Linked DNA regions of Mus musculus: all the other regions are linked to region 2. A link is a loop called in an ENCODE intact Hi-C map of the cell type or tissue named here. Cell type or tissue: heart. All regions are shown on one strand.

Evidence for each region. Peaks named below come from ENCODE experiments on the same cell type or tissue, not always from the same donor. Only the 100,000 strongest peaks of a DNase experiment are listed, where the experiment ranks them.
Region 1: a loop joins it to region 2, with 2.5 times the contacts of the local background. A loop is called at or near these places in 7 of 42 quality-filtered maps.
Region 3: it touches region 2 in a loop (2.2-fold over the local background); 3 of 42 quality-filtered maps call a loop at or near these places.
Region 4: a loop joins it to region 2, with 4 times the contacts of the local background. A loop is called at or near these places in 7 of 42 quality-filtered maps.
Region 5: it touches region 2 in a loop (3-fold over the local background); 4 of 42 quality-filtered maps call a loop at or near these places.
Region 6: a loop joins it to region 2, with 5 times the contacts of the local background. A loop is called at or near these places in 7 of 42 quality-filtered maps.
Region 7: it touches region 2 in a loop (3.0-fold over the local background); 6 of 42 quality-filtered maps call a loop at or near these places.

Annotation. Positions count from the first base shown.
Region 1 is chr14:105,481,084-105,485,083 of GRCm38, reverse strand. No RefSeq gene overlaps it. Among named protein-coding and RNA genes, the nearest start is that of 4930449E01Rik, 16 kb to the left of the region's middle. RefSeq lists an enhancer at 121-2,911. In heart, no CTCF peak of the experiment used is centred here; a DNase peak (open chromatin) is centred at 1,573; H3K4me3 peaks cover 1,070 bases; H3K27ac peaks cover 2,426 bases.
Region 2 is chr14:105,730,139-105,734,138 of GRCm38, reverse strand. No RefSeq gene overlaps it. Among named protein-coding and RNA genes, the nearest start is that of Gm35967, 3.8 kb to the right of the region's middle. In heart, CTCF peaks have their summits at 1,560 and 1,773; DNase peaks (open chromatin) are centred at 1,028 and 1,728; H3K4me3 peaks cover 2,788 bases; H3K27ac peaks cover 3,236 bases.
Region 3 is chr14:105,800,030-105,804,029 of GRCm38, reverse strand. No RefSeq gene overlaps it. Among named protein-coding and RNA genes, the nearest start is that of Gm41239, 21 kb to the left of the region's middle. In heart, no CTCF peak of the experiment used is centred here; no DNase peak of the experiment used is centred here; H3K4me3 peaks cover 1,187 bases; H3K27ac peaks cover 1,198 bases.
Region 4 is chr14:105,401,991-105,405,990 of GRCm38, reverse strand. No RefSeq gene overlaps it. Among named protein-coding and RNA genes, the nearest start is that of 5430440P10Rik, 24 kb to the left of the region's middle. In heart, no CTCF peak of the experiment used is centred here; DNase peaks (open chromatin) are centred at 1,570 and 2,520; H3K27ac peaks cover 1,616 bases.
Region 5 is chr14:105,175,327-105,179,326 of GRCm38, reverse strand. Rbm26 (RNA binding motif protein 26) reads left to right here and starts at 2,013. Exons shown (of 22, transcript NM_001368684.1): 1 at 2,013-2,545. The coding sequence starts at 2,475. In heart, no CTCF peak of the experiment used is centred here; DNase peaks (open chromatin) are centred at 1,996 and 2,506; H3K4me3 peaks cover 2,684 bases; H3K27ac peaks cover 1,864 bases.
Region 6 is chr14:105,395,188-105,399,187 of GRCm38, reverse strand. No RefSeq gene overlaps it. Among named protein-coding and RNA genes, the nearest start is that of 5430440P10Rik, 30 kb to the left of the region's middle. In heart, a CTCF peak has its summit at 1,569 (motif pointing left); a DNase peak (open chromatin) is centred at 1,437; H3K27ac peaks cover 701 bases.
Region 7 is chr14:105,498,835-105,502,834 of GRCm38, reverse strand. It overlaps 4930449E01Rik (RIKEN cDNA 4930449E01 gene), which reads right to left. Exons shown (of 3, transcript NR_045921.1): 1 at 3,754-4,000. Among named protein-coding and RNA genes, the nearest start is that of 4930449E01Rik, 2.0 kb to the right of the region's middle. In heart, no CTCF peak of the experiment used is centred here; a DNase peak (open chromatin) is centred at 1,764; H3K4me3 peaks cover 1,189 bases; H3K27ac peaks cover 2,615 bases.

The sequences.
Region 1 (4,000 bases), 250 kb after region 2:
CTGGAATTAGCTCCTCCCACCGTCTGATAGCAGAGCTGGTTATCTTTCTGTTCAGTGAATGTGAATTTGACCCAAGGCCACCCGGATGGGAAAGCAGAAGTCAAATGGAAATATGTGAATGGCCCTCGGGAACACATTTCTATCTTTGCTGTATTGTCAGGAACATGAACATCCATACTAGCTGCTGCTGTCTTCTCTGCCCCTGGAGCACAGAAGTGAAAGACAGAATGGAGGAAAGCCCAGCTGGGGAACTCGCCGCTCTCAACTGCTCCTTTTCTGACCCTCCCCAATAACTGAAGACAGGATAATTTTAAACACAGAAAACGCTTCCTAATTACTTAACTCTACTAGACAGAACCATAGACAATGTAGCAATATGAATAATGTAGGAGAGGTTTTTATTTTTGATGACTGATAGGCAAATGTTCACAAATCTAAATTACTAAAAAGAATTAAGCTAATGACATACTACAAAGTAATAATCACCAATTGTCTATTGTACTGAAGGTGACAGGAAAATAATTCACTACTCTGCACACAGTCACCTAATGTCTCTTGGAGCTCACTGAATTCATCTTTTTTTTTTTTAATTAGCATCCTTTCTTCCTCTATTGGGGAGTTATCTCTTTTATCATGGCTTTAAAGGGGTCAGTTTTGAACATGAATGTAACACAGCTCCTGTGAGGTAGGAACTGGCTGCTGAGTCACCTGGCCACCAGAGCACCTTGAAAACGAACTTACAGGTTTGAAAAATTCCTGCCCCAGGTTTTACACAAGATAGTCTGTAATTCGAGATTCCCCCAATGACTGCACAAACACATTTAGTACATTCAGAAACATACCACTGAGAGATACTACTGAGAAGGCCACCACTCAGGGAGTAAGAAATAAATGTTACTTAAATTTGTATTTAAAATCACTATAACCAATAATACGATATCCCACAGAATTGTTGGAGCTAAGTTTATACAACTGGAACAATACTTCTATTCTTAACATATTCTACTTAAACCATCCTAGCTTGAAGCCTAAACCAGAAACGATTACAGCAATCTCACATATTTATAAGATAATTTCACGGATTGGCTTGTTTTTGAAAAAATAATGGGGTAGCGTGATAACTGTATGAGAATCCAGGCACATAGGTTTTTCCTTATACACGTGATAGCCAAGAGAATGGAATGTGTGCGTCAAGCCTGACACTCTCATGAGTATTCTGTCCATAAACAACAGCTTACATTGTTTGGAGAACAAGAAGATTTTTTTTGAAACACGGGGCTAGGCATAAGAACATTGTAAGTCAAAATAAAAAATCCATCCTGAGTTGTCAAAAAGCCCAGAGTCTGATACACGCCGATGGCAACATTTACAGCCCATGCATGAGTAAATAGACTCGCCAATTCACATCCACAGGCACGCACCGATACCCCAGACCAACGTGGGCACAGGCGGCCCTTTATGTCTACCCGGACTTGGCTTTTGCAGCTGCCCGTTTTCTCAGTGTTGTCTCCGGGGCAGTTTCCTGTTGCCATAGCTGATGGCCTGCCCACGCCTGCCTGGGCCTTTCAAGTGTCAACACTCCCAGGCCTGCTGCAGTGGTCAAATGCTTGTTAATGAGATATAGCAGCTGGGTAGGGGTGAACCGCTGAGAGGGATAAAGGAAGACCGCTGGTGCAGGAAGCGATGCCTTTTGAATCTTTTCAGCAGGGTGAAAGCTTTCAAATCAAAGCGGGTATGTTGTATTCATTAATAAACCCGAGTTCCCATGCAGTCACATTAAAGCCAGCAGTTTAACTTTGAGCCAGACAGGTGAATTTCCCCCTCGATTTTACCCCGAAAGACAATAAAGACGAAAACAAGGCTTTAGCGTGGGACAAAGGCGCACTTCCTCATCTGCGGGGCTGACCAGACTGCTGAACCAAACAAGGGGCTACTTGCTTTCTTTTTCAATTTATCCCTTTGTCCGTGTATTTGTGTGCGCGCGCGTGCACGCCCGTGTGCATGTTGCAAAGCTCATAGCAACCACTCTTGGTTCTCGGGTTCAGCATTTTGCACACACACACACACACACACACACACACACACACACACACACACACCTTTTAAAACCTATCAAAAACAGAATTAACAACTTAACAACTACTTGTGAGGGAAAAAACTACACGGGCATGAATATGGGGTCATATGGCTACTGGCTCAGATGAAACCTAGCTGTGCATCCCCACCCATCTACCCCCACCTCAACCTATTACTGGGACAGTTTCTCCAGGAAGCTGTGGGAGGTGACAGCATCATGAGACAGTGCTAACAGCTGGGAGAAGTCAGGAGAAGAAGAAAGAAAGAAAGAGAGAGAGAGAGAGAGAGAGAGAGAGAGAGAGAGAGAGAGAGAAAGAAAGAAAGAAAGAAAGAAAGAAAGAAAGAAAGAAAGAAAGAAAGAAAGAAAGAAAGAAAGAAAGAAAGAAAGAAGAGACATCTACAGCTTAACTGACAGGGTTACCTTTAAATTCCTTTGCTAGGAAATTGGGCCCAGAGGCAGTTTTACTAGGTTAATAAACAGTATCAGAGATGAATTATCTATTTTTGGGATTGGCTGGAAAATCCAGTATCAATGATGTGATTTTAGAAGCAGGGATGTGTATATTAGACCAAACACATACATTATTTCTCTGTTACCATTTTTCTTCACAATCTTATTGATAAACTAATTGGTAAGGCTTATCTAATACTGTAAATAAAAGATCATACCTATATATTATCCTAATTATCCCAATTTGCAACTGCAAGCAATTAAGAAATTAAGAGAAGAGGCATTCTTTAAAGCTCTCCAGTTTTTAAATTTTCATAAATTATTTTAAGTGTTGATTCTTAAGAGGTCTTCCTAATCTAATATAGGAAGAAAGTGGAAATGCCATTTATTGGGTACTATAATGTATCAGACATCAAACTAGATTCTTTAACACGAATACATACCCATATATAAATTTATATAAATATAAAATATACATAAACACATGCGTATGTAGATAGATAGATAGATAGATAGATAGATAGATAGATAGATAGATAGATGTATATATCTATAACAGGCTCTCAAGGAGAGGGAGATGGCTCAGTGGGTAATGAATGTGCTTGCCTCTCAAACAAGAGAATCTGAGTTTAGGACCCATGTAAAAGAAGCTGAGTGTAGTGATACATGCTTGCAATCCAAGCTGTAGGGAGGCACAGCTCACTGGTCAGCTAGTTTGGCCTACACAGTGAAGGCACAGGACACTGAGAGAACTTTTCTCAAGGGGAAAAAAAATGAAAGGCATTTGAGTGGCACCCAAGGATATCTACTTATCTCTACCAGTGCAAGCACGCATGCATGCACGCACGTACCAGCAGACAGACATACCTGAATCCCTTAACACACACACACAAGCACATAGACATGAAAACCACACAGACCTGCACCAGCATTCATAATGCTGTGACGTCTTTACTGATCAAGACCCTCCGTTGTGGAGAGCTCACATCAACTCCCCAAGGCTGTAAATGACAATCAAATTTCACAAGCACATTTGCCTTCTTCTGTTTTATGTTTTGCCTTTTGGTTCTCTGGCTGGACTGTTTTTGGCTATCACCCCTACCTACTGGTAAGGTCGGACAAAGAGAAGGAACCCCTTCACCATGTCCGAATTCGGTGTTGTCCACAAGTGTATCTGTGAGGGTAGTAGGTTGAGTGCATATTTGGGGGAGGGTAGTGCACGATTAAATAAATCATCAGAAAAATCTAAAAAAAAAAAAAAAAAAAAAAAGGAGCTGCCTGGTTTCCATGAAGCCTTCATTTCTTTTAAATTTAACAAAGATGTTTCTGTGAGGTATGTTTGTTTACATTCCGGAATTTAAGCAGTTCCCTGGGGTTAAGTACCTTTAAAGCTCCCAGGATGAGATTAGGACAAGGAATCCGAAGGGGAAGAGGCTAGTCTGGGAAAGTCCTTGATGAGAATCTGCAGCTTCT
Region 2 (4,000 bases):
GTAAAAACACAAAGAATGAGAAAACTAATAATAAAATCTATTCAACATATTAAATATAGTTATATTTTGATATATATATATTTCAGATAATTACAATTCTAGTCATCACTTGGCCAAGTTTTGTTCCATTGGCAGGGTCTTGGGGAAAGGCTACCTGCAGAGATCTAAAAGAAACCAGAGGTGGAACCCTGAGCCATGCCCCTTCACATGATGGAAAAGGTCTCTCCAGGCTGTGTTCCCAGTACAGGTCCCTCTTTATGTGCCCTCCCACAGGCCTTAGCTGGCCCAAATTCTCCTCTTTTATGAGCATGGAAGGAGCTTGCATGGGTGTTCTGTTGTGACCTTGAAACAAGTTGAGAGTAAAACGTCTTTGCTTTGCTCCACTTTGCTTTGTTTTTCTTTTTCTCCTGCCTGATCGTCAGGGAGCTCTCTGGGTTAGAAGTGTATAAACTTGGTTACATTTTCAGCTACAAACGGCTGGCTGTTTTAGGAGGTACTGACAGCTGGGCTGCAAGGCTGGAGGACTGTGGAAATTCTGATGGGGAAGGTGAAGGCCTGGCAAATGGAAAGCATTTTGGTGGGTCTAATGATTTTGGGAAAAATCTCTGCAAGGCTGGAACATTTTGCCACACGTAAGTGGCTATTTCCTTAGCCTCTTCTGCATTCACTGAGAACTCCGTGTAGCTGACCAGAGACTGAAAGAGCTGCAAAAACAGTCCCAGTGTGGGTTTGTCAAGAGAGATATTCCATTTAGGTTTTCCAAATGTGTTGCATGTAACAAAAGCCTGTATTTCTTTTCATTCCAAAAGAGATCTGCCTCATTCTGGTTCATTTAATTCTTGGAAACATAGTTTTATATGTCCAGAGAGCCCTTTGAGCCTTTGAGAGAGCAAGCAAAGGCTTCCACCCCCCACCCCGCCCCCCTTCTCTGGAAGCAGGAAATAAGTCCTGCCAAATGCAAATGAGCTCAGACTCTAACAGGCAAAGCGTCAAAGCACCGAATGCTACGACATTTTAAGCATTTTGAGAACGCACACGCTTTACACAGCTGACGTTTTGGGGGTCTGGAGAACTACAGGAAGTCACACCGACCTATCTAAAGTTGTCATTTCAGGAATACTAATGTGTCTAGAACGGCCTTAGATTTATGTTAGGAAGTCAGAAGCCCTGCCCTTCCTTTTTTTTAAATGGTGGTTTCAGAATCCTAGGGGACTTTTATCAAAGTCTTCTGCCTCTGGAGTTGTCCGTGTGGTTTTGGAACTACACAGTCTCCCTCTTTGAGTCACAAATCCTAATTGGTCTGACATAATGCTGACCAACTGAAAGATGGCGTGGGCTGTCCTTCCAAGGGTTAACAGAGCTGGTTCCAAAGGAGTGAGGCAACCACAGAAACAGGATAATAAATGTGACACTCTCAGACTATCACCAGCAAATATTTGAGCTTATCAAATAACGGAGGAAGTAGTTTAGTTACAAATAAACCAATCTCTCATAAAACAAGTTTTCACACAGGGTCATTTCATTGAGCTGGAGACAGCTAGAGGCCACTCTAGGCAGAACTCCCACTCTGTGTACACTTCGTAACAGCCTCTCATGATTAATGGACAGCAAGGGGGGGAGGCTGGGCCCCAGAGCTCGCTGGAGCTGGGCTTCCTATCAGCCAAACAGCCATAAACAGCAGGTCAGGATTACTGCATGGGAAGTGCCTGTCCGCTGGGAATGTAGCTGGGTTTGTGTTCACTTCCCCTGCCTGCCTTCTCTCTCACAGCGCGCTCTCTCTTTTTCTCCCTGTATAGCAGAGAGCACCGTGTCCTAGAAACTGTAGTAGATGTCACTGCTTGGCACTTTCTGTGCAAAGAGGACAAGTATGTGGGCTCAGGGGGGTGGCGGAACGCTACTCTTAAAGCCACAGCGACTGCGTTGGCTAGGGGCTGGAGGAGGCTGTTTTTCTGGAGCCTTTGAAATCAGCATTGGCTAAAGCATCTCATTTGGATTCCAGAAAAAAAAGCACAGGCACTGTTTGGGGGTAAGGGAGGGGGGGGGCAGGGAGCCTCTTGTTTCAAAGAGAAATTCTCATCGCGTTTAAGAAGAAATATCAAAAAATATCCTGGCATAATTACAGCAATTCAGCAAGTAAAAAATGAAGCCTGCGAAGCTGCTAGAGTTTTGGATTGTGAATGTTCATTTCTGGTGAAATAGAAATATGTCCATTTCTGAATTTTAATTTGTAGAAAATTTGTTTCATTCCCCTAAAGGATAATAAAAAAATGTGAATTAGATGACACATATGCATAGAAGTATAAAAATAGAAACATTCAGACACAGCACTGCCATTCAGAGAAGGCATTTAATATGTTTTCTACCCATCTTTCCAAAATCTGTTAAAAATAGAATGTTGAGACCTTCACCATATGGGGAATTTTGTACTATTTTTCGATCAGATTCTAGCATAGTCATGGCCCTACAGTGTTAGCCAATGTTTTTGCATATATAGTTTTGGAGTTGAAAAATACTAATTTTTACAGCTTAGATCTCCATAGGGAAGCGTTTGAGAGCCCTTGCCGGTGGGTTCCTGCTACAGAGCAGCGTGTGCTTGCTTTGCTTTTCAGGTGTGTCATTTACCCCAAGTCTATGTGATGAGTTTTGAATAAAACTTGGAGAGGAGAAGGCAGATCTATTATCCTCATAGCTGTCTCATTAGATTTTATATTTAAAACAAACTCTCTGGTGATTGCATTTTCCATGGAGCTGGGAGAGATTCAGAGCTCAAAGTCTCTTGGCTTTATGAAGTACTTAGCTCTGCTAATGCTCTTTCCAAATGCACAAGCCCTGCCTGATACAGTCTCGTTCCTTTAAGGAATGATAATTGCATTGGCCGGCTCCCCTACTTGCCACCTGTGATACCAGCACTTAGATGCACTTTGTTTATATTGGGCATCTTCAACTACTTTTCATAACCATTATCTCTTCTGAGCCCTGGACCTGGATCTATGTTTAGTCATTGTGCCCTTGAGTCAGGATTCACTACAGCCAGTAATTTCTCTGTACCTTACCAACGGTGTTTCTGCTGTCCTCTTACCTAACCCAGACAAAACTTATGTTGGGAATGTGCAAAGAAACAAGAAACATAACGCTCTTATACCTTCTGGAATACTGTGTGATAGTGCCCACTAAGGGTTAAAGCATAGCTGTAGCTGGTGTGTGTGGGTGGAGCTAAGCGGCCTGTGGCTGAAGCCTGGGGCAAGCAGCCTATTTCCAAACAGAGTTCTTTCAGCACTGACTCGCCCTGTCTGGCTGTGTACCTGTAGACTAAAGCCCCCTTTCTATTAGTTTCTTCCCCACTCAGGTTGCTCAACATGTTAACTGTACTTAACAATAAATTGTATTAAAAAAATAGCCAAGGGAGCGTATGGGGGACTTTTGGAATAGCATTTGAAATGTAAATGAAGAAAAGACCTAATTTTAAAAAAATGGCAAAAAAAAAAAAAAAAGAGAAAGAAACACGTCATAGCCTAAACATACAAAACTTATATAATTTTCTAGCACTTTACATTAGTCTTAGGCTGGCATATCTGCTTACCATTCACTCATGTAGGTCTCTTTTATTCCTGTAAGTACTGTTGATGGTAGTTGATTTATACAAGTATACCTCTCTTTTGCCTTTATAGACTTATACAATAACTTTTGCCTATTTTCATGTAATTGTATGCATATGTCTATATCATTGTGTTAAATGTTTTCTATAGTTTTACTAAAATGGTATGCTATGCTGGTTGTTGACCAAGTAAAAATAAGCTAAGCCATATAAAAAAAATAGCCAAAAGAGAGGATTTTAAATGTTCTTACCAACAAACGAATGATAAATATGAGAGGTAAATGGATATTCAAATTAGCTCAAATTGTACACACAAAACATCACCTTATATCCTATATGTAGATGCAGTTACTTGTCAATGAAAAATAAAATCGAAATTAAAATATTTTCTTTAAAGTGACTTTT
Region 3 (4,000 bases), 70 kb before region 2:
GAATTTTGAGCTTCCTGGCACGATCTGTGTTATGTTTTCTTTCAATAAAATGATTCCTAGCGCTACATTTCGAAAGGTCCCCTTTGCCTTGTCTCCCTTTCAAACGACTCTTTTTTTTTTTTTTTTTTTTTTTTTAATTATATTATTGTGTTGTTCTTGAAGCACGGTCTCATGTAGCCCAGGCTGCCCTGAAACTAATTCTGTAGCCAGATGATTTTGACCTTCTGATCCACCTACCTCTGCCACCTTGTATTTGTGTTCAAATACAAGCCTTGACTCACTAATATTAGCTGTTTGATTTACATATGTATGAATCCTACTTTCAACTTCTAAGAACTCATGTTCCTTTTCCTGGGATGTTTCTGTTTTCATAGTTTCATGAGATAAGCTCTGAGATAATTAAAAGTTCAATGGCCTTTTCTACCTTTCGCCTACTCCTCCCCCGTCGCCCTCCTCCCCTGTAGATAACAAAGTTAAGCGGTGCTGCCTAGCTTTTAGGAATGTCGATTCTAGGGGCCAGATTTTTGGCTTTCAATCTCAGCTCTAACACTTATTAACTAGATGGCTTTGAACAAGTAGTTAAATTTCTATGCCCCCTAGTTTCCTGAGTTGTAAAACAGCGAGTATAATAGTACCTCCTTGAGGGAGATTTAAATCCCACAAGATGAAATACATTTTAAAATGTAAAGACACAGAGCAGCAGGTGCAGGGTGTTATTGTGGGTATTCATGTGGTTGCACGCTCTTCCTTCAGAAGGAGGAAAGCCGCCAGAATTCCAGGTGCTAAGCGTGAACACAGGTAGTGCAAGCAAGACAGTGTTCACACAGACTCTGCCCACAGATAGGAGACCAGCTCACCTGGCTGACTTTCCAACCCCAGGCAGGCAGAGAGCCAGAGGTCAGCTGGGCGCTCAGATGCCAGGGGCACGAGAGGCTTAGCCTCCTCTTCCGCACTGGAAGCACGGGCTTCAAACAGGAAGCTTGTTCACGTTTTAAAGATAAACCCCTACAGTGGTTAGCCTGGAGGTAAACGCTGGCTTGCTATTCCAGTTTTTCTGCCCGCTGCAGGGATGGGGAGCGGAGCCTGTGAAGTGGAGAAAGCTTTAGGTTGAAGTTGTTCTTATCTCCCCAACATTTGCCCCCTTTCTACCCCACCCCACTCCCGGCCCGCCCTTGTCATTCTGGGACGCGTCAGGAGACTGGCCTAAGTGGGCATCTGTGGAATGTGGACGCCTCCCCTTGTCTCCCCGGCAGACCCTTTCTGATGTTCCTAGCAGGAATGTGTAGGGATCTCTTATCAGGCTGTGGTCTACCTTCCTTTCGTTGTTATCAGTTTAGTCCTCTTTACTTCCTTTCCGCCTTTTCTGTGTGCTCTGGGGGCAGCTTGGTGACTCAGGAGAGACATATTTGAGTTTAAAATAAAACATTAGCCCCCACCCCCCCCCCAATCCTCCCACTTCTGTCCCTCTGAATTTGCATTACAAAGAAGACAATACTGTTATTTCACGTTTACATTTTGAAAAGAAAAGGGGAAAGTTTCAGGCTCACATAACAGTAAGCAGTGAACACCGATCTTTAAAATCCAGGTTCTGGCTAATTAAAACAAACAAAACTCCAAATCTTAAACTGATCGCTGGGGATGAAATGTGAGGAAGAACATTATAAATACTTAGGAGGCAATGACCTGTCAATCGTGAGGACCTCCATACCAAGTAGACTAGGACTATTTTCTAAAAATTTTGAGTGTAAAGAAGAGATTGTTTGAAGTACTGGTGATGATATTTGAGTTCTGAATTAGTGGAGCCCTTGGCTGGGAGGATTTTAGGTCCTCAGCTTTGAACACGTGGTGCTGTGTGTTCTCATTTATCAGTTCTGGCCAGTGTTCATTACTTGTTCTGCTCTTAGGGATGTAGGCCACAAGGAGACCAAGAGTTTCCTTTCATCTCTAGGATCCTTTGTAGGAAAAGCTCTCAGCCCTGTTCTCTTGAAACACAGGCATGTGAATGTAGAATCAAAGTTAGTCATAACAAAACTACTTACTACATTAGAGGTAGAAGTTGCCTGCGATTCATTCATTCATTCATTCATTCATTCATTTTTTGCTTGCTTTCTTGTTTTCTTGGTATCTTTTATTTCTGTTTTTTTTTAAACAGTGTCTGTCTATGTAGCCCGGCTTGTCCTGGACATATGTACACCAGGCTGACCTCAAACCTACAGAGCACCACCTGCTGCATTTTCTTTTTATAAAACACAGTAAGGAAATTGTTACATACAACGCGACAACCATTCCTTGGGCTTTGCACGGAGAGAATGAGTATGTTACTATAGAGTAAAAGTTACAGGCTGTGTTGGCTCCTGATTTCATTGCAGAAATGTAGAGGTCATTTACTATTTACCCAAATATCCATTATTCAGTTGTTAAAATGAGTCCAGACGTCTCTCGGTCTTCTCATTAAAGACAGCATACGCTATTGAGCGCTAGACTATTTTTTTTTCTTTCAAGAAAGTTTATAATCTTATCATTTGCAAAGAAACTTTCTCTGGAGAGGATAGAGAAGTGGCTCAGTGGTTAAGAGCACTGGCTGCTCTTCCAGAGGACCTGGGTTCAATTCCCAGCACCCATATAGAAATTCAAAACTATCTGTAACTCCAGTTCCAGGGGACCCAACACCCTCACCCAAACATACATGCAGTCAAAACACTAATGTCTATAAAATAAAGGTAAATAAATACATTTTGAAAAAGGAAAATTTCTCTGGAAATCAGAGAGCCTCCATATTTCTTCAGAAGACTGGTGGCTGCAACTGTATTTATTCCTAGGGATTGTTACATGATCACAGGAAGAGATTTTGTGATCTTTTTTTTCTTTCTTTCTCCTAGCAAGGTTTTGACAGTGTGAGGTTCAAAAATATTTATTGAAGACTAGAGAGATGGCTCAGAAGTTAAGAGCACTGACTGCTCTTCCAGAAGACCTGGGTTGGATTCCTAGCGTTTGTGTCCATAACTAAAGTCCCAGGAGAATTAACACCCTTTCTGATCGCCTCTCTCCCTGTACAAATGTGTTATATACATGCAGACACACCACCAACATAAATAAAATAAAATAAAATAAAATAGAAAATATTTAGTAGCTTGCACATAAATCAAACTTGAAAACTAGGAATATAAATGTTCGGAAAAGTAAATGATAGAAGAAAATTTCCTAACTCAATGTGGCAAGCCAAATTTGTAATGAGACAGCCTTAACGCAACTGCAAACTCTTAGCAATCTCGAGAGTACTTGTTGGCTGTGCAGTGCCTTCAGAAGTGCCCTTACTACCAAGGCTGTTCATTTATTGCTCAAATATAGCACCTAGTTGGTATGTTGAATAAAATTTTAATTGACAGGGGACTTTTGTCTTTTCTAGTGAAATATTTTATTAGCTGATGGTTGCATTTGTTAACATTGTTATAGTTGTCTTACTTGGGCTTAGAAGTTTGTGTATGCAAAAGACACGAGAAGTGAAGTCGAGTTTTTATAAAGTCAGAGGCTACCGTGGATGATGAAAGAATCACCGTGTGTTTTAACGACCAGTGCTGTAGCCAAAACATGTCTGCTTGCATTCTTTATTTCTCCTAAGTGGCATTTCTTGTGAAAGGTTTTATTTGTATTGCTACAGTCATAGAAAAATGCACTCGAAGGTGAATTGGCCATGGACCGTTTTTTTCTGAGAGAGTAAAAGCACCCGCTCTAACCAACACCACGGTCTCAGCTCAGAATTCAACCCGAAGTTCAAGTTGCTTAGAGTGCTTAAAACTTAGGTTGCTGCTTTGAACACTGCAGCTTCAGATTCTGAGAGGACATCTAGGAAGCCAGAAGTAGCTAGAGAGCAGTTCACTTACAGAGCATGGGCCAACCATCGGTGCAGTAGAATCGGGATTCCCCTATTTGGCATAATTTTATACCCAGTTCAGAATGACTATTTCATAATAAAGTATGAGGCAAAACGGAGTGGTGGCCT
Region 4 (4,000 bases), 330 kb after region 2:
ATTTTATTGTAGTGATTCTGTCATATTTGGCTGTTATCTCTTAGAAGCCTGTTCTTTTCTAAGGAGAGATAAAAAGGAAGTGGATCCACAAAGGAGAGGAAGTCAGTGGGCACTGGGAGAAGTAGACGGAGGGAAACTATAATCAGGATATATTGTATGATAAAATGTAGTATTAGAAAATAATTTATTTTCTTGTCTTTCTTTTTTTGTTTGTTTTTTTTTTTGATAGAGTTTCACTTTGTATCTCTGTGTATCCTGAAGAATCTATTTTCAGTAAAAGAAAAATAAATAAAAAGTTCGTAATAATTGTCCCATATTTCACTCAAGAACAATTCCCTGTCTTCACCTAGGACACTGTTTCTAGAAAGTCTTTCAAAATAAAAACAAACAAACAAACAAACAAAAGACTTCCCAGTCAAATTCCCTGAAGTAACTTTAGCATTAGCTGGGCAGTGGAGGCACATGCCTTTAATCCCAGCATTCATGAGGCAGAGGCAAACAGATCTCGGAGTCTGAGGCCAGCTTGTTCTGCGGAGTGAATTCCAGGAAAGCCAGTGCTACACAGAGAGTGCTACCCAAGAAAACAATAGATAGTTAGGTAGATAGATAGGTAGGTAGATAGACAGATAGATAGACAGACAGACAGACAGACAGAGCATTTTGATTTTGACTCAATCTAGAAAGTAAGTCTTTAAGGACAAAAGTTTCTTTTTCTCTTCTTTGCTTTGCTTTCTCTGCCTCCTCTTCTTTCATCTTGAATCCCTACTTCCAAAGATAGTACTTTTTTTGTATAAAATTATAAAACTCGCAGTACTACAGTTATAAAATACGTGACAGGAAGGGACAAAAACAGTGGGTTTCAACATAGTGACAGAGTGGTCAGACATGTTAAATGAGGTCAGAGGCTCTGGTGATATAATCAGAAGCATTGAGCTAAGTATCTTAGACTCCTTAGCTTATAGACTTGCTAAAGAACAATTTAAATCTTTTTCCAGCTCTAACTTCTAGGTACCACCCAAATATCCTCTTCCTATATGAATATGGTAGAAGGGAGGTACATTAAATGCTTTTATGATCAACACCAGACTCTGCACAGAATTTCTTCAGAGTTCGGTGTGGTTTCCCTGTGGTCGGTTTATTTTCCCACACATTGTAGGAGCAATATTTTGTGGGTCAGAAGAGCTTATCTACTGCCATCTTTTCCCTCTTGTAAAATTAAACTTGGGTTGCTTTCTCTAAACCCTATATTTTCATGGCTATGGCTTGTTTATTTTGTCTGATCCCTGTCCAGGTTCCTTATAAGGCTCTGCTGTTTCACAGATAGTCACCTCTGAAGACAGAAACAGAAGCACATCGGTTTTAGGAGCTCTTATTTCTAAGTCAGAATTTAGCTGCTTCATAAGAAATATCTTATTTCTACCAGAAAACTGCCAACAATATTTGGCTTGGTTCAGTCCGAGTTGGATAAGGCATCCCAGTCTGTCAGAACTGATACTCACCCAAGCTTCTCTTCAGAGAGTGAAGAACATATGCATGCTATCAAATCATTAGCTCATGACTGTCATCAGTTCCAAGTGTGTGCTGGACATGCCTATCTGCCCTTAGCCTGAGAACAAAATAAAAAAGCCAACAGTTACCAGGCTGCTGAGAAGAAAAGAAGGCGTACGTTAGATTGTGCTAAAAGTGCGATTTAACCATCTCGGCAAGCAAGTTTTTTAAAAGTTGAAAAAAAATTTGGCCTGATGTCCAAGTTTTATTCTATGCTCCTTTATCATATTAAGAAGTTTTAATATGCCTTTATAAATCCACTGACTTTCAAGAAGTTCTCAATGTCTCTATAAGTCAGGTGACAGGAAAATGCTCTCAGAAAGTTCATGGTGACCATGGGTTATAGCTAAAAATATGAACCACAGTAGTTACTCTTATCTCTGTAAAAGGAACTTTGTCTTCCATCTTTACAAGACAAAAAAATAAAAAGTAAGTTAATAAAAACAATAGCAAATATCAGGAGGAGGGGGAGGACCAATGAGTTTCCTTCTTTACCTCTGTTTATTTCTGGTGGAACTAGAATTCAAAGCGCAAGCTCTTCCTAGATGTCCCCATTAATGCCAAGCCACACAAGACTGAAAATGGAAAACTTTGTTTTGCATCGGCTCTGTTATTCTTGCGACATTCTCCCAAATAGATACTCTGCCGCTTAGAATGGGTGTTCTATTTCTTTGAGATTGAGTAAAAGTCAAAAGTATACAATAAACTGAGTCATGTTTACATCCAGTATCAGAGCACTGCAGACTGCTCAGCGCTAGGTGTGGTCATTGATTTAAACAGTTTGATTCCTTTTCTTTAAGCTTAGTTACGAAAGCCAAGGATCATTTTTTGGGGGGGGAGGGGGGCTGAGAGGGGGGTAAGAAAACTGACTTAGTAACCACAGGGGAGAATCCACAGTGCAGAACGAAACAGCCACAGACAATCATCCTGAGACAGCAGAAGGGCCTCATCAAGGCCGTCGCGACACATGCAGATTCCATGACTGTTGTTGCCAGCGGCTCGTCATGGGGCGTCTGTCTTCCTGTTTGAACCTGACTGACCATAGCTATGATGTGCCAGGTCTCCCATTTGATGTTAAGGGTTGGATGAAAGGGTGAGAAAAGCCAGATCACAAGGCCTCATATCAAGAGGCTCACGGAGCTTCAGTAGAGAATCTTACATCTGGACCAGTGCTGAGGAACTAGAAGATCTGGGTATTTAGACATGCAAATGAAGGGATGTAAACAATCTACCAAAACGCACAGCATACATTTAAGTTTGTTCATAAATTCTTTGCTACTTTCTCCACCGAATCTTCACTGGCCTTAGTGACTTGTTTGTCCTGAAAAAACAAACAAACAAACAACTTAGGTGGCAGAATGGAATCCTGAATGGAAACTATCAAACGTTGTGCAGCTTCTATTGGGGTTTATTGAACACCGTTTTCTGATAGCCCTAAGCCTCCATTTTTATTGAGGGGGAGAGATGCTTTATTATTGTTCATGTGCTTGTGTAAATTTCAGAGTGTGTGCTATGTGTTTAGAGGAGCTGTTGCAGGGACCCCACCTATCCCACCAGATCACCGAGACACAGCCCATAGGCAATTGAAAGTCTTTATTCCAGCTAGATGGGACTACACCCAGGTATTCAGGACCCACGCAGAGCACCAAGGACTTAGAGCGAGGGGTTTTAAAAGGAAAAACACAAACAAAAACAAAGACAAGACCAACGCGGCCATATCCGGGAGAGGTTTTACACAAGCGAGCAGCCTAAGCGAAGCTGAGATAAATTAGCTAGGACGTCTTGACCTTGGGTTCCTAGAGTGGAGCTGGATAACTTTCCACAGGATTCTCTCCCAAGGAAATCAAATTCTAGTTAAACCTAAAATGGCCTCAGCAAGAACGCAAGATGGAGAAGCCTCTGCACTGTCTTGCTCTGTCATAAAGTAACTGACTGAGCAGCCCAATGAGGGAAAAAAAAAATCCCACTTCCCATATAGAATCATGTTTGTGGGGACTGTTGCTGACTTGTAGAAAACTTTATTTGCTTATTATTTCTCTATTTATTTATTTATTTCCTGAGAGCTGGGGAAGAAAATACTTACTTGGCTGACAAGTCCACATTGTAGTCCATCACTAAAGGAAGTCAGGACAGGAACTCAAGTGAGGCAGAAACCTTGAAGCAGAAGCTGATGCAGAGGCCATGGAGGGATGCTGCTTACCGGCTTGCTCCTTGTGGCTTGCTCTTCTTACTTTCTTACAGAACCTGGGGTCACCAGCCCAGGGATGGCACCACTCACAAAGGGTTGAGCCCTCCCCTATTCCCTATCGATTACTAATTCAGAAAATTGTCGCGCCTGCTCTCGACCAGCAAGAACGATGCGACCACCAGTCCTTCTAACAGCAGTTTATTCAGTCCTGATTCTTCTTGTTTATATCTCCCCCGAACCCTGGGCCTCTCACTCCTTTTATAC
Region 5 (4,000 bases), 550 kb after region 2:
GTCAAATTTCTATCTTTGAAAAAAGGTCTAAGGAAAACGAAGTGATGAGGAGGTACAGACTGAATAACAAAGGCTAAGGAAGAAAAGCTTGGGGGGGGGGGCGGGGCGGGGTGTGACTGACTGTTGATTGGCTGCTGACTGGTAACAAGCTCTGTGCAGTGGAAGGAGGGAGGGACCGCTATCACTCAGTGGTCTTAGTCTTTCAGAATACAGCTAGTCCTTACTACTTACAGATTCTATAGTCATGAGTTTTCTCACTCTTTAGACTCTCTGTAACCCCCAAACCCAATACTTGTGGCGGTTTTATAGTTCACTGTGGCCATACGCTGAGCGGCTAACAATTTAAGTCCAACGCTGCGTATGTTCTCAGCTGAAGTTGAACAAGGGGATATCTTCATTTTTTTTTTTTTTTCAGTTCTCACAATGGAAATAAGGACCCATTTGGTGGCCCATTTGGGGTTATGTTTTACTTTCTTCATTTATGAGATTGTTTTTTCTTGGTGATTTAAAATACCCCCGTTCTCCATACGCAACAGTGGAGTGCTTTCTATGGTTCCCACATATAAGAAGGCCATGATGTATTTTACAGAGAAAAGCACATGGACTATACGGGCTTTGTTTAAACATGTGCTACAGTGCCCGGGAACAGGAGTCAATATTGATTCATCGACAATATTGGGTATGGTGCCTTTAAACAGAAACACGCGATTCTCAATAGTATATTATTTATACATTCTATATGTAACCTAAAGTTTACCATTTTAATAATTGTATGTGTACAACTTCATGGCATTAGATGTATAGTCAAACTGTTCAGTCACCAACTGTTTCAGAACTCTTATCATTCCAAACTGAAACTCTGCATCACTGAGACGTAATTCTCAAGATCCCCCTTTGCCTCCTGGCAACCACCATTCTGCATTCGGTCACTCCTGGGACTCTAGCAACCTCTAGAAATGGAATTCTAAATATTTTGTCTTTTCATATCTGCGGTATTTCAGTTAGCTAAATCATCTTAATTAATATCTTAATTCTTCATTAGCTTAAATCTAATTAACGTCTCACTCATGGCATCATATTTTAGAGCAAACGTCTAGCTTTGTATTTTATAACCTTTTTAGTTAATGCTTAAAGGACACTCCACTCCAGCATATTGCAAATTCTGTCGCATCAAGACTTTCTTTATGGTTCACCGACCGTGTCTTTAGACTCGTGGACTACTTTTTCATTCCATTTGTCCATTCCACTATTTTTTCATTCCATTGTGGCCCATTGCCTACTAGTCTTTGGTAGTCTCCTAATAATATAATAGAACCAAACTTGCGGGACCACCTATGATGTATATAGGATGCTGGTTTGAATGCTCTTCTTTAGTACATTGTAATTTCTTGGAGAAAAGTTGAAACTTTTCTAAATGAACAGAATTTAAAATGTAACAAAACTGTTTTTTTTTTTTTTTTTTTTTTTTTTTTTCTCTTGTAGGTTGGAAATCAACAAGGTATCTTTGGTTTGGGGCATCCATAGGTCATTAGACCTTGGCCAAAAAGTCCTGTACTTTGGGATAAGAACACTAATCCTCTGGAGGTCTCGGTGGGTTAGATTAGACCAGTGTGTGTTTACCCATCGTGTGCACGGGGCAGCACACACAGAAGATGGTACTGGAGGATGCTGTGACACCGAGGGCAGGTCGCACAGTGCAGGACCCCTGCAAACACTGCTGGCCGTCTTCTTATGGAGAGCTCCCATCTTCTAGGTTCACTCGTGCTGACAAGCACAATCCTCTCAGAGGACAAGGCCTGGGAGCCCGCGGCCACTCCATCCTGGTGAAGTAAGACGGCGCTTGTGCTTATTCACCACGAAGGCCGATGGATAAAAGGGGACCGAGGCCTCAACCCTTGCGATTGGTCAATCCTCGATCCACTACTGGATTTGCCCAGCTCTCACCCGGCCGAACTTGCGTCTCTTCCCAGCATGCTCCGGGCCGCACCGCGAGACTCGCACTCATTCTCGCGAGATTTACCGGCAGCCATCTTCTTGGGGGTGCTGGAAGCCGGGAAGACCCCCGAACCGTTCCCATTGAGCCGCCCTTCGTTGTCGCTTTTCTTCACGTCTGCTCTGCCGCGTGGCCACCAACCAAGCACCTAATCCCAAAGCTGAGAGGAGAGCCCGGGTCGGAGCGCGTTCGGCTCCCCTTCGGGAAGATTCACTGGGGGAGCGGGGCAGGGGGGAGGGCCCGGCCGGCAAACGGTTGCTGCCTCAGCCCGGGCCAGGGTCCGCCGAGGGGAGAAGCTCCGGGGACCCGGTGGGCGCGTGGCCTGCGGCGGCCCCCGCCGAGGTGCTCGCCGACCCGCGGCTCGCGGGGACCTGCCACCGGCACCTCCCACCGCTGCCCACGCGGACGGCGCGCGGAGGAGGGGGCGGCGGCGGCGACCTGGGCGAGCGCAGGAGCGAGGCCGGCCTCGGGGCCGCGGTGGATGGTTTCTAAGATGATCATCGAAAACTTCGAGGCGCTCAAGTCCTGGCTCAGCAAGACCCTCGAGCCCATGTGAGTAACCCCCGGGGGAGCAGTGCTCGCTCGCAGGGATGGCGGTGGTGGACAGGCGGGCGCCCCGATCGGGGCAGTTTACTCAGTGGTGGAGGCCGAAGCGAAGAACCGGGAGGTGGGGAGTCCCCCCAAGGCTCTGCTTTCTCTGTTCGCCCACCTTCCCGTCCAGGCTCAACATAGCCAAAGCTGGAGCTGGGCTTGATTGTAATGGTCGAGCTGATCTTTGAACCGGTGTGCCCTGCTTTGCTTTCCCCTTTCCCGTTATAGGCAGACCGATGGCAAACTTCCCCGTACACCTGTGTGTGTCTTCCGAGGCCCTCCACATCGGCTTCTCGGCTCCTCCCGAGTGCTAGCTTCTCCTCCCGGTGGTAGATAGTTCCACAGTGCTTCTTAAGACGAAGTGCATGGCTTTTTCTTAGGGATCAGGGAAGTTCGAGTTTAAAAACCTAAGGTTTCGCTTACAGTCCCTTAAAGAAAGGCCACGTCTTCCATGTGGTGTGTGGCTCATACGCACCTCTCTTAACTGATTGAAGATGTAACAGGTGCTAAGCCCAGGAAGCCCCAGACCCCTTGCCACCTACATCCTATTACTTTGAAGAAGGGGGAAAAAAACCAACAAACCCAAATCTCTATCCGTATGGAATATTTGGCATTTAAGGAGAAATTGAGTAGTTTGTGCGACTGTTGAAATATTGAAAGATTTTAGGAATATTTTATGTATTTATTTAATGCAAAATACATCATAGGTTGTTTTCTGCATCGTTGATTTACAATAGCAACTTGAAATGCAGTGGCAGGTAATTCACTTATTTAATGCATGCGTTAAGTTTTTACCATATACTGTGGGGAGCTTTGGGACAGGACTTTAACATTCTCCTGGGTTGATAAGCTGCAATAAGATACACTTCAGCTATGCCCAGTTATGGCCATTATGATAGTAGAGGACCATGTAACCGTGGTTTGAATGGGGTCTGCTGCTTCAGGGTTGTTGGTCAGTGAAACTGTCTGAGCAAGGAATAGTTAATAAAACTTAAAAGAGGAGAAAAGGCCCCACTATTTCCGAGGAATGATGCATTTTCAGAATGAAGAATAGCTGAAAGGCCTAGTAGAGGACATACGTGATCAATGTGGTTTGTTCAAAAAAGAGTAAGAATAGGGAAGAGAGAGGAAAGACATGGAATCAGTAGACAGGGGCCAGCTTTAGGTCCAGGCTGGGAATTAAGATCTTATTAACACACACTTGGAACAGAGGTTATTTAAAGCAGGCCAGGACTGATTTGACTTCAAGTAAGGGTGGTTTGTGGAGACTGAAGGTGGTAAGATTTAAATGAAGGGACACTCCGTTGAACGTACTGTAGGCTGAGACTGCGATTGGATGATGGTGGAGATGGAACCACATGTACTTCACAAGTAGGTCTGCTAGAACTTCCCGATACAGTGATGTGGAGGAAAGGA
Region 6 (4,000 bases), 330 kb after region 2:
TAGGATCTGTGACTTTGCTGTAAAGGCACTGGAATTACTAGCAGACCCCTCCCACTCCCCCCCCCCCCCCAGCATTGATGTAAATGCCAGAAAGCTGACCTCTGGTCCTCACTGTTGCTAGCTGTACAACACACTACTTAACTACTGAGCCAACTCCGCAGCCCTGAATATATTTTAGAAAATATAAAAGAATGCCTTATCCAAACTCATGATTGACAGAGCCTTTCAAGGTGGTGGGAAAAGGTGAATCAGAAATCCCATGGAGGATGACTGCCACGACACACGTGGTCGCAACTGTATGAAAGGGACACTCTTCAGGAAAATACGCATCAGTGTGGTGGGGACCTGGGGAAGGTGGCTTTAAAACTCCAGGGCACCATAATAGAGAAACCAGACACATGTGGCTTTTGAAACTTTTTTATCCTAAGTGCTTGTTTGCTAAGAACCAATTACATAATTTGGAAAGTCTGGCGTGATGTTCTTTATCTTGAATCTTACATCAAAACTTCAGGTTCTCTAATAGCAAACCCCTCAAGCTTCAGTGTTTATTTTTGTAATTGACATCATCTACTTTTGCTAGAGCTGAACCAGTGAAAGGACAGAGGAAAAAGAAATTGCAAAACTGAAATTTAAAACGTCAGAATCCACGGGTCACATTAACAGCAGTGTTTGACAGGGTCTGGTTTCTAGCTTCCATCTTTCAGGGGCTTGCTCGAAAACTTTCCAAGATGCAACACCATCATGGGCTGAACTCACTGATATTTGGGCAAACATTGCATTTACTCTCCATTCTGTTAAAATGTCGAGGTGTAAGTGCTCTGACATAATGTGGATTTATGTATTAACACAAAGGTCTCCTGAGACATGTACCCATAATTCTCCACTGGCTAGTGACTGTAAATCAGACTAGAAAGGCAGATCGGGGCCCTCTTTCTCCAACTATCTGTGATTTAATAAAGGAGAAAAACATGATAACTAACAAAGGAAGGCAGACATCACATTTGCCCCCCTCCTCTACACACACACACACACACACACACACACACACACACACATGCTCGCACAGAACCAGCTGACACTTTAATCCTGAATCCTCCACAAATGTCAGAGACTGATACTTTAAGTATTCTAGGAGACTTTTGAAGAATGACAATTTCAAAAATACACTTTAAATTTTTATTAATTTTACTTCAACGAAATGGATTTCATATAAAGGGGTAATGCCTAAGCAGCAATAACTCAGAATTATCATCTTCGAAATAAACATCCCAGGCACAGAAAACTTGCTCTCCGTGTCTAGTCTCCCTCCATAGCCACCCACCCTCCAACTCCCTTAACACTTCTTCCAGCGTTATCTCAGAATGCTGTTCTCTGCTGATGTATCTTCCCCAGGGCCGCTGCACCACTTCTCCTCAGAGTCATGCAGCCCCGGGATCTGGCTCTGCCTTTATTTCTCTTTCACTTTGCCTGCCAATTTCATCTTCAGAGCAGGTCACTATCCTGCTCTGAAACCTTCCATAAGTCCCCATGCCCGCAGACGGAAGCCCACAAGCTTAACATAACTGCCCCCTGGTGGTCATCTACTGACTCACAGAGTTGGAACCCGGATTAAGGTTTCATTCAACATGGAAGACCTTTTTATTTCTAGGGGAAGCCAAGGGTGGGAAAGTGGAAGAAAGTGCGGACAAGTGTTTGCTTTCTTTTCACAGCTACGGTGAAGAATACCAGAGAGCAACACCTTGTGCCTCCAAGAAAGTATTAGTCTCCCTGAGGACTCTTCGGAGTTCCATGTGCAAAGCAATGCTCATCTCCATTGTCTCTACATGCTCATCTCTATTGTCTCTACATTGAGCGCCAACTTGGAATTTTGTGGATGAAACATGACTCAGTGTAATCCGTGATTTACAACATAATTGGTCCCCTGAACTGACTTCCTAAAGACACATGTTGTCAATTAAGACCACATTCTTGGAGCAGAATGTAACATTAAAATAGCAAAAACAATCAGAAAATAAACTTAAAAGCACAGAAAATTTGCTTCCTGCAAACATTGAGAATGTAAAGCAAATATTTAATGTCAATTCTCAGAAGTTCCTTTGGGGGATATTTTTCTTTTCATGGTCTGGACAAGTTAACATGTTTTAAAATGTAAGCATGAAAGGTTTTTAGCATGGAACTACTTTGGTCTAAGTTTTTAATGCTAGAAAATGACAATTACTGTCCTAGTAAAAAAAAATATAATTCCATGTCCATGTATGTCAGAATCAGCAAAGGAATCAGCCTGCGACATTCACCCCTCATGCCCACTATTTGCCACAAAAAAAGTTAAAATTAGAAAAACTAAGGAGTTGAACATTTGGGGAGAGTTTCCCTAGGGGCAACAGGTGTGTGTGATGTCTTCATCCACTCCCATTTTGAAGGCAGGATAGAAAAGCAGAGCTGCGTCTCAGCCTTGAGGCCCAGTATAGAGACTGAGGATAGCACACTCAGAACTTCTCTGTGTCCTCCGAAAACAGAGGAGCGGAGTGGGCTGTTCCTGATTCAGGCCCGAGTAACCTAGAGACAGCATCCAGGTGGGGGAAGCATCAGCACAAACGAACCTGAGAGGCAATATCATTCCTACAGGCAGAACAGGACAGGTGTGTCCTTTTCACACACTCAGCCCGATGCATGGGCAAGCAGTGGAAGACAGGCCACCGTGCGTTCTGTACAGGATAGGGACAAAGAAATGCCCACAAAAAGACGCCGCGGGAGCAAGGGGAGTTCTCAAAATGTTGACTGAGTTCTAGGTGGTCTTCACGCCCAAGGAAGCCAAAGGCCTAAGATCCAAGACACAGAGCAGGACACAGAGATGTTGTCAAAGAGCTCAGAATCTGCGGAGGTGCTGCTATGCTCAAGTCAGAGACATCCAGGAATGGCTCTTCCCTCCTTACTCTCCTTCCTGGCTTCACTGATCAGAGGAGAGTTGCAGAGGGGTAAGGGGTCTAAATAGAGACAATGCTATTTCCTTTACCACGGGTACTTAATAGACATGTTCCTGAAATCAGATGGTTAGTGGTGAATGCTGACTACTAAGAGTTGTTTGTCTTTTGTTTTCTGTTTAAATCAAGAGTCTACATTTCATTTTAAACCAAGAGAATAACTATTATTCTCATTGGATGCTAAGGCCAGTTGTCTTATCTTTTGCTGTCGACATTCTTGAGGAGTAAACACTGGTACCAGGATAGACATAGTATGTGATTTAGGAAAATACATTTCCAAATCTACGCTCTTCCACTTCAATAAGATCTATGTATTTTAGGAATAAAGACTTTTATAATTGTTTGTGGGACCATCATTAAAGTTTCTTATAATGTACCACTTATGTACCATGAGTTTAAGAAAAAAAAAAAAACCAAAACGCTACTCAATTGAAAAAAATCTTTGTATATCTCAAGTATGCAAGTTTCAGGTAATAACTTCAACATCCAGAAGCTTATGAAATTATTTTTCCACTGTTTTGGATAATAGAGTTTTTCACTGCATATGTCTGAACATGCAAGAACAAAATCTGGTAGATTATTCTGTATCTTAAGAAATTTCTCTGAGTCTAGAAATATATAAACTTTGGAGATTGGATCACTAGTGTTTTAAACCTCAGATGAGAATAAAATGGGTTTTGTCTTAATAGCCTTAAATTTTTATTTATTTATTTATTTATTTATGAGAGAGAGAGAGAGAGAGAGGTGCACAGATCCCCTTGGAGGTCAGAAGAGGATCTCCAGGAGTTGGAGGCTCAGGTCGTTGTGAGATGACCAATGTGGGCTCTAGGGACTGAGCTCTGGTCCTCTGGAAGAACAGTCAGTGAGTGATCTTAGCCACTGAGCCTTCACACCAGCCCTTAGCAGCCTTTTAGTAAACGTTAATATGAGCTATGGCAGACTGTAAATCTCTGTAGCTCAGCTGTAGGAAACCTCAAGGACAACGTGCCTTGCCTGCAAGGGATTCCTGCTGCGACATC
Region 7 (4,000 bases), 230 kb after region 2:
AGCAGACAGCAGTGGCTACTGTGGGTGAGGGCAGGCAAACGCACGCGTCTTGGAATTACAGACGCAGTACACACCATTGACCTAGACTTTGAGGGCAGACTTTAGAGACCATGAAGCTGACCTTCCTGGGTAAGGGGTGAGAGACCCTAAGTCTGGGAGAAAGAATGCCGAAACAAAAAGATCGATGGCTCCTAAGATGACGAAGTGGTCAAGGGCTCCAGTCCTCCATGTGCAAGATGGCTGTAATACAGCACTCCCCCCACCCCCCAACCCCGGGAAGCTGTGTTGAGGATTAAATGAGGCATTGTAAAGAAAGAACTCAGCCCAGGATGCAGCACTTAAGCTGATGCTAAATCATCATTATCATAACAATCCTATTACGATCTGAAGCCTATTTAAACAAAAATGTTTCCTCCCAGTTCTGCCTACTCTAAATAAACCCTTCCTTCTAGAGCGGACTCAAGGATGTTGCTGTTGATGTCATGGTTTTTGTTTTAATCGTCTTAAAACACCGAGTGAAACAACCCCTCTAGAAGGCAAAAAGCCAGTGCCTCTTCTCGGCTTGCTCGCAGAGGTCTCCAGTGCCCTGCGATTCAACCATCCTCTCGAGGCATTTGGCCTACAACCCCGCCTTCAGAATTGAAGAGTCAGGAGACCTTGCCCCGGGTGCTCAGACTCATTAAGATGAATTGCCTGTCTCCTCTTAGTGGAAATAAGGCAAAGTACGCCGAGGGATCCCAGAGAGGACAAAGGGCTTGAAAGTCTAATTAGGAAAGGGGAGGCTCTTGCAAGGATGAGTGTCTAGGGATAGGGGTTAGGGAGGGCTAACTAGCAAGACCAGGACTAGAGAGAACGGTTCTTCGGAGGAAGCTTGGTATGTCTGCCATAGCACTCACTCATCCACGAAAGCAGCACCTCCCAGAACGTCTTGGAGTGCTCTGAACTCAGCATATGGCGTTTTGCCTGCACCCTGAACTCCAACTCTAGCTCAGGAAAAAAGATACCACTGACAGCTCCGGGCACCGCGAGCACAGTGCATTAAACCATTAAGAGACGCGTTGAGAATCCAGTTCCTCGGAGAGTTTAAGAAAATTCCAAGCGTTCGATCTTGGAGAAGTCCCATACAGTCCTACGGATTAGTGATTGGACATTTGTATGGGACGTTTTGAGAGTCCTTTTTCTTATGAAGAAAAACTGCACACACACGTGTAACTGCCGTGAAGATGAGAACGATGGGGAAGAGATGTTTGCAGCGCCCGAGAGACCTTAGGTGCTTTGCGCGTTTGATTGTCGTAAAACACCAAAGGCAATGTTGCTTTCTGCTGGGACAGAAAGAAACTGGACTTCAATCAGACGCAAAGCCAGGCTTCAAAGGCAGGCTTCCAAATCCTCCCCATGCAGGCCTTTGCACCACACCAATTTGCTTCCCTATTGTGGTACTGCAAGCTGAGCATGCTCTTTCTGTTCCTAGCGTTTTTATGGCCCTTTTCTCACTTATAAAGTGAGGAGATTAGAATAAATCACCTCAAAGTTACTTCCCCCGGCTTTGCAATTTATTAAAAGGAAGGGCCTTCCTACGAGGCAGAGGCCTGAGAATAGCAGGGGTCTTTCCACATGTGGAAACACCCTGTCCTCTCCTCACTCAGAGGGAGACAAAGCTGCTATCCACGGGGGAGCTGGTCCCTGGGCTGAGAAACCAGGCAAGTGTGAATTCTAATCCTGGTGCTGACATTGACTTCCTCTTAATCCTCTGAGTCACTTTGTTTCCGAGTTTCCATCTAGGCACCAAGGTTAGCCCGACTCATCAATCTCCCAGGAGGGTGTTCAGGCTGCTCGGCGGCTGTAAGGAGCCAAAGGCTTCCTTTCTGAAGGCCCCGCGGTGCCTTCACAAGAGGTTTAATGAGACACAAAACTCATGAACGTTTTAAGGCAGGGTTTGAAAACCCACACTTAAAAAATAAATAAATAAATAAATAAATAAATAAATAAATAAATAAAAAGCAAACGCTTGCCAAACGTGTTTGATTCTCTGAAATATAAAGTTCAATTTGAGACGCAGTAGCTCCCTAGTTGTTGATACATTAAAGGAACAATATATAGCTCAGAGCAAACCTATCAGGACGTAAAGGGCTACCGAGGTTCCAGATTTGGGATCAAAGAAAACACACAAATGATATTTACCTTAGGGTAAACGCAGTATTCTCTCCTCCATGCCATCATTATCAACAGAATTATAGGATGAATCGGAGCAAACTTTTCTTAAGGGTCAGATTTTTTTTTTTAACCCAGAAGAAAATTCTGAGCAAAAAAAATTTATTCAGACGTTTTAAAAGTGCTCAGAGGTTGTTTGTTTGTTTGTTTGTTTAAAAAATAAATAACTAAACAAAGTAAACCTCAGATCTTACCCTTGTCTGTAAAGTTGAGCACTCTATCTGGCATGCCATATCTCCACATCTTTTTATACATGGTCTGTATAGAGCTGCTTAAGTATGCATACGTGTGTGTGTGTGTGTTTGTGTGTGTGTGAGTGTGTATGTTTGTATGTGAGTGAGTGTGTGTGTGTGTGTGTGTGTTTGTGTGAGTGTGAGTGTGTATGTTTGTATGTGTGTGTGTGTGTGTGTGTGTGTGTGTGTGAGTGTGAGTGTGTATGTTTGTATGTGAGTGAGTGTGTGTGTGTGTGAATTTTTCCTATGCTATCATGTAATACACTCCCCGGTTGTATAGATTTAGGAATCACATTTTTCTTTCCCTCCTAGCCCACTATGATGAAGACACCTTGGAGTCTAGGGAAGAAAAGCCAGTGGGTCAGGAAAGCGTCTATCTGTCTTTCCGCCCTCATAGATAAAGCAGGAATTTTCTGGTGGTCTCTCTCTCAGCTTCTGATGTTCAGAAAGATAACTGTGTACACCCCCGTCGGAGAAGACGCTGACTTTTGTGTGGTTCCTTCTTGTGCCTGTCTTTCCCCTTCAGGGTTTAACTGAGTTTCCGACGGCCTGTCTCCGGCTGTGATAAATCAGGGGTTTCTTTTTCCCACTCTGGACTCCATTATGACATCACAGTAGCTATACAAACCCCAGAGTGAAGCAAACAAAAGAATTTTTTTAGTTCTCCTTCATTCAATAAGGCTCCATTTTCTGTCACACGACAACCTTTTGACCTGCATCCTAATGGCTCTGGTCACTCAAGGGCAGAAGTCCGGCCATAGGTTAAGTCTGTGCGCGTTTATGTTGAGGAGGGGTCTGTTTGTGCTCACTTCCTGTTGTCTGCTGGCACAATGCCATTGCTGTTCCGGAGCCATGAGATTCTGCTTCCTGAGTGAGCTCTTTCCCCTGAGATGTTAAAAGGAGGTTGCCTGTCTTGTCTCTGTCCCTTCAGTTAGCCAGGCCTTTTTGTCTTGGCTGCAGCTGAGCTGACAGTAGAGCCATCTTACCTTGAGAGGCTTGGGGGCGGGGCGGTGGGGGGCAAGTAATGCTGACTATTTCGTCGCGTTGCAACGGTTTCCCCGCTTTGCATTTCTTAACACCTGCTAGCCTGAACATTGCTTTAAAATGTACAGCTTCTGTTTGGTTCCTTTTTAAATGTTCAAAGCAAAAGCAGAACATAAACAATAGGCATATCAGGTAAACGCAGACTATTTGGGCAATAGTCGGATTTAAATACAGATCTGCAACTCCTCTCTCTCTCTCTCTCTCTCTCTCTCTCTCTCTCTCTCTCTCTCTCTCCCTCTCATTCTGTCTTCTCTGCCCACCTTACCTGCTCCTGCCTTCCTCCACACTCTCCCATTCTGCTTCAAGGAGAGGAGCAGACTGACCACTGCTAGAATGAATGCTACCAAGCTGACCAGTCGCAGAAAGTGTTGAGGCATGTGAACAACGATCCATCCATGCAACACACTCATTCAGCCAGCCAACCCAGCTGGCCTTCATCCCTTCCTCTTTCAGATGGGCCCAGGTTCTACAGGGTAAAGTCACTCAGCATTCCCAAAGCAGAAAGCAGTAGG